Regions from separate parts of the Homo sapiens genome. Here region 2 is linked to region 1. The links are chromatin loops, found by intact Hi-C in ENCODE. Cell type or tissue: heart right ventricle. All regions are shown on one strand. Links, peaks and the distances in the headings refer to the core of each region. The heading gives the core; the rest is flanking DNA.

Region 1 (2,927 bases), core at 159-2,658:
TCAAATCTCCAAAGCTTAGGCTCTCCCAATGAAACACTGCCTTCCCAGAGATGGCCCATGAGGGAGGGTGATCTCACTTCTACATTTGGGGAGCTGGGGTAGGCAAACAAATGGAGCTGGGGTAAATAAGGGCCTGGCTATACAGGAAGCCAGCACACACAGGTAGAAACACCAGGCAGAAGCATCTTCACTTTGAGACAGGGCACCTCTTCCTTAAGAAGTGTGTTCTTTCACAATCCCCAAATAATGAAGTTTTCTCTGTGTGTGTTTTATCCAGAAATACTATTTCTTAAGGAATTATAGCATGCAGCAAAACTCGCTGAGGTTCTCACTGATTCAGTTGGTGTTTATTAAGTGACTACTACGTGCCTGGCTCTGTGCCCAGTCTTGGGGACATAAACATGAATATGACATATATGAATAAGACTCCTCAAGGAGCCCAATCTAGTGGTGAGCAAAGATAAGAAAACAGACAGCTACAATTCAGTGTGATACATGCCAACACAGTTTGTCATGAGGCCAGAGATGGGCCTGCTTAACACTGAGAGGTAGAGCCAGGAAATGCTCATGAAGATGAGTTCAGTAGAAGCCTGAGGATGAGCAGAAATTCACTAGGAACATAGCCCTGGGTATAAGGAGAAGTTAGTTCAGAAGAGAAAAGGAGAAAAGGAGGGGGAGAAAGGCATGCACAGCAAGGGGAACACCTGCAAACAGTGATGGAGCCCATTGTGTTTCCATCCCACACCACCTGAAGACCACACTTCACAAGCCAGCAAGTCTGGGATGGCAAGGGCTTGTGACAGACACTGTGAGTTGTCTACCCAATAACTCCCTTCCCTTCTTGTTAATGGAATCCTAATTTTGTTTGTGATAACAAACAGCCCGCCCTTGGAGATGAACCGTGACTGGTCACGTCAATCCTTTTGCTCTTAGACGACACTCATTTTCCTAGCCTCCCTTAGAGCTGGGGGTGATCAGATGACCCAGTTCTGGTCCATGAAATGTAATGGGAAAAGTTTCTCCTTTCCTGAAAGAAGGGGCAGAATGGCTGGCACCACCTCTTTCCCATTCTTCTTGCCTCCACCTTAAATATGATACCTGAAATAATACCATGAAACAATAAAAACTAAAATCCAACTTACTGAGAATGAAGGACAGAAAAGACATATATAACCTATGTCCTTGATGCATGATAGAGCAGTTGTTATAACCAGAAAATCCTCCTGCATAGGACTTCTTGTCATACAATAATCTCCCATTTTCAAGCCATCATTGCTGGACATGCTGTAAGTAGTGATCAAAAGCATTTGTACATGATAGAACTTCCAGCTAAAAACAGAGAAGTAGTCCTCTCCCTATTCCTTCTTTAAAATTCCTCTATCAACAGCTTTTCTCAGTTTGGTGCATAGGTTTCATTCTTGACTGACCAGCTCTGTGGATGTCCTTCCTAATATCCATTCATTCCCAACTCTGGGGAGTTACAAAAAGAATGATGTCATTTTGCCCTGGCATATTCAGGATAATGCGGTGTCCATGGCAGCCATTATGTTGTATGAGGTCCCTGGAGCCACGACAGATAGTAAATGACTGTGGTGGAGATGGCACACGATCCTGGGGCCATGCACATGTCAGGCTGCAATTACCAGAAAGATTTCAGCTTTTGCTCCTGGCAGAGGACCTTGTTTATATTTGTCATTGGCACCATTGCTTCCATCACTGGGCCAAAAGCTTATTAGCCACTGGAAGTTGGCAGAGGTGCATGGACCAGAGCAGCTGACTGTGACATGAGGAACTGATATTCTTGCAGTCTTAACAGTGTCTCCACTGCAGCTTTCTACTGGCCAAATTTGTGAGGACCCACCTGTAACAAGGGGCAACTGGCTATCTTTAGTCATCAGCATCAAATCCATCTTCAGCCCGAAAGACAGAAATAATTTAATCCTAGACTTGGATAGATTCGGTGAGTTTTTTCTTTCATGCTCTATGTAAGAAAAACCCACAAAGAAAGCAGCCAAAAATGACTTTTACCCCTGAGTTGAGATCACCTAGATTTTATTCATCAGTGAAAGCTCCGAGAAACGACAAAGCCTTGTGAAAATACACACAGTTGTCCCTCAGTATCCACTGGGGATTAGTTCCAAGATCCCTGCAGATACCAAAATTCAGGGATGCTCTAAGTCCCTTATATAAAATGGCACAGTATTTGCACATAACTTTTACATCATCTCTAGATTACTTATAACACCTAATAAAATGTAAATGCTATGTAAATAGTTGTACTGTATTTTTATTTGTAGTATTTTTTATTGTTGTTTTGTTATTTTTAAAAAACATTTTCAACCCATAGTTGGTTTGAATTTGCAGATGCGGAACCGGCAAATGGAGAGATGACTGTATACTTTCCTCTGTGAATAATAGGGACTTACTTAATGTAAGATCATCATCTTTAGGAGATGGTGGGCTCAGTAAGGGCAGAAGCAAGGTTTTTTATTTTAGCATCTCCCCACAGGACCTAATTTGATGCTCCCTCTTTGTAACTGCATCTTGTGCTGTTTTCCTCACTCTCTCACTCATCTCTCTTGCCTCTCTCATCTCCACCTCTTGCATTTTTTCTTCTCTGGGAGGCTCCATGTCCTTTTACATGGAGATTAATTTAGTTTACCTGGGCTTCTGCAATTCTGCATCTCTACCTATTACCCTCTAAGCACAGCAAAGGCTGGCTAGCCAAGTAGTGCCAATAAGGTTTCTCCTTAGAAGATGAGGGAGGGAAAAGGTTATATTTGTACCTATATCCATATAATGCCCATAAATCATAATATCAACACATTCACTCTCCCACTTAAAAATCTTCTGTACTCTCTTTGCTTACCAAGTAAGCTCCCTTCCCTTCCCCTGATTTTCAAGGTCTTCTGTGACCAAGACCAATC
Region 2 (2,927 bases), core at 123-2,622, 710 kb before region 1:
TGACATTTAGAGAACAGAAATTTTAATTGCCAAATTAAAGCAGCTAGGCTGCCCCTGGGCTTAACAAAATTCCTATTTTTGAACTAGACCCGAGGTATTTTATCATTATTATTTGATAGGTACCATTAACCTTTGTTTTGTGATTATCGACTTTTGGGGGGAAAGATGAGTAATTAAACACACTCGCCCATTTTCTAAGTGGTTTAGAAGGTTGCAGTCTGCCTCACCATACAAAGCCAGTTTAAATAGGAATATATCACATCATACTTCACATAGCAGTCAACCTCAGAGGAAAGTCATTTATTCAGAAGGCATAGATTTTGCTAGACAGCAGTGATGCATTACAAATATATAATTATTTGCACTAATATTTGAGCAGGTGGAATGGATTAGAACATGGTCAACATCATGCTGCTGATAACATGTATTTTTCTATATTAATATGTACTGTGCAACATGTATTAAAATTGTCAATAATTCATTTTAGCCAAGATACTAATATTTATATTACTGTGTTTAAGAGACAGTATCCAACTGAGCCACTTTTAATTTAAAAGTCTGAAACTGGAATTAAGTTTACTTTCAAAAATCACTTAAATTACTTTATAATCAGTGAAAGGTCAGTAAAATGTAGAATTATAAGTGCCTAGTGACTTAATAGGAGGAAATATGGAGGGTTAAGGAAGGAAGTAGGAACCTGGAATAAGAAAGCTAAGTTTCATTTATAGTTCCAATGAGTGACTTTCTTTGTTTTCACCACTGGGAATCTTAAATGAAGAAAGTGTCGTATCCCTTCCAGTTATCTTTATGTTAATAAACTAAGTGAAGTTTGGATAGAACTAACAAAGGAATTAGTCTCCATTGGTGGACTTCCAGAGTTTTGAGATTAAACTTTGAGAGGTGAGAAGCCTTCCTGATGCCCCTGTAATCTTAAATTGGCAGGTGCCTCTAAGTGAGGCCATCCCTCTTTGCCTGCCTATCATTTTAATCTTTATACTGTAACTGGTTCCTTTCAACTCTGGCCTTTTATTGTAGCACTTTTATCAAGTCTGCAGCTTCCCAGCTACTTGGGAGGCTGAGGTGGGAAGAACACTTGAAGCTAGGAGTTCAAGACCACTCTGGGCAACATAGTGAGTCCCTGTTTTTAGAAAAATAAATAACCTTTAGGTTTTTGCTATAGAAAATATCCAAATAGAGTCTGGACAATGCTGGATGTAAAGAAAACTGTGAAGCTACCTCTAAGCATATTGTTTGTGAATACTGTGTACCATTTAGAGGATAACATGGGGGATTCACATGAAGTTATGTGAAAATATTTTATAAGGAATAATACCTAAGTGCCTCTCTTAAGTTCTCCAGTAGAATGTATTTTCAATTTTTGCCACAAGGGGGAGAAGTTATTTTTATAGTAATATGTACATTTTTTTATTTTAAAAATAGAATTCACACAACTTTACAGCATCTATGAACATTTTGCTATCCCAATTATGTGTGTGTGTGCATGTGTGTAAACAAGATTCTGAAAGTCTTGCATGAGAAAAATTTCAAAGGAAATTAATAACAAAACCAAAACAGTTTTGAAGAACATGTGCACAGTGGACACAGGAATTGAACAAAGTTTACCATGATTAACATTATGTTTTCTTAGTTATATATCACATTGAATTCCTTTATCAACTCTAATAAGAATCTACTGATTAGTGTTCTACATTCTGCTTTTTAAAGAAAAATTTTTGAAACAATCAGACTTAACAGAAGGGTTGTAAATACTGTACAAATAAAATTTTTCCCTTTTGAGAATAAGTCGCTGTCATGATGCTGCACCACCCTCCAATACTTTTGTATTTCCAAGAAGAAAGAATGCTTCAGTATAACTACAATACATGAAAATTGGGAAGTTAACATTGACATATTACTACTATCTAATCCTCAGACACCAATCATTTTACTAGCTGTCCTAATTCCTTTTAAGGATCTCAGTTCAAAATCATGTATTGCTTTAGGTTGTAGTGGCTCTAGTCTCATTCATTCTGACACAGTTCCACAGTCTTTCCTTGACTTTTTTGACTCTGGACATTTTTATAGATTATAGGGTAGTTACTTTGTAAAACACCCCTACATTTGGATTTCTGTTTCCACGTAATTAGATTCTGTTTGTGCTTTTTGGCAGACATACCACGGATGCAACTCTGTGTTATTGTTGCATCCTATCACATAGTACACAATTTCAATTTGCCCCATTTCTGATGATGTTCATTTTTATCACTTTCTTAAGGTACTATTTACCAGGCTTCTCCACTTTAAAACTATTACTTTTCCCTTTGTAAATATTTTGGAGGTAGATATATATTAATAGATACAGACATATATAGGTCCCCCTTATTTATTTATTTGCAGACAGAGTCTCGCTCTGTTGCCCAAGCTGGAGTGCGGTGGCGTGATCTCAGCTCACTGCAACCTCTACCTCCTGGGTTCAAGCGATTCTCCCACCTCAGCCTCCCAAGTAGCTAGGACTACAGGCACATGCCACCATGCCTGGCCAATTTTTCTATTTGTAGTAGAAATGGGGTTTTGCCGTGTTGGTCAGGCTGGTGTCAAACTCCTAGCCTTAAGTGATCTGCCCACCTCAACCTCCCAAAGTCCTGGGATTACAGGTGTGAGCCACCTTAACCAGCCATCCTTTATATATATATATATATATATATATATAATATTAATATATATAAAAATATATGTATATGTGTGGTGTGTGTGTATATATATACATATGTGTGTGTATATACACGTGTGTTTATACACGTGTGTGTACATATACACGCGTGTGTATATATACACACGTGTGTGTGTGTATATATATATACTAATCAGAATTCTCTTGATATCACTATGTATTCATAGTTTTCTGTTCAACTAATTATAATCTGTCA

What was found. Peaks named below come from ENCODE experiments on the same cell type or tissue, not always from the same donor. Only the 100,000 strongest peaks of a DNase experiment are listed, where the experiment ranks them.
Region 2: a loop joins it to region 1, with 8 times the contacts of the local background. A loop is called at or near these places in 18 of 110 quality-filtered maps.

What each region holds. Positions count from the first base shown.
Region 1 is chr14:56,493,141-56,496,067 of GRCh38, reverse strand. No RefSeq gene overlaps it. Among named protein-coding and RNA genes, the nearest start is that of TMEM260, 85 kb to the left of the region's middle. In heart right ventricle, for the core only: no CTCF peak of the experiment used is centred there; a DNase peak (open chromatin) is centred at 1,712.
Region 2 is chr14:57,201,352-57,204,278 of GRCh38, reverse strand. EXOC5 (exocyst complex component 5) reads left to right here. Exons shown (of 18, transcript NM_006544.4): 18 at 1-2,927. Among named protein-coding and RNA genes, the nearest start is that of EXOC5, 66 kb to the left of the region's middle. In heart right ventricle, for the core only: a CTCF peak has its summit at 1,371 (motif pointing right); no DNase peak of the experiment used is centred there.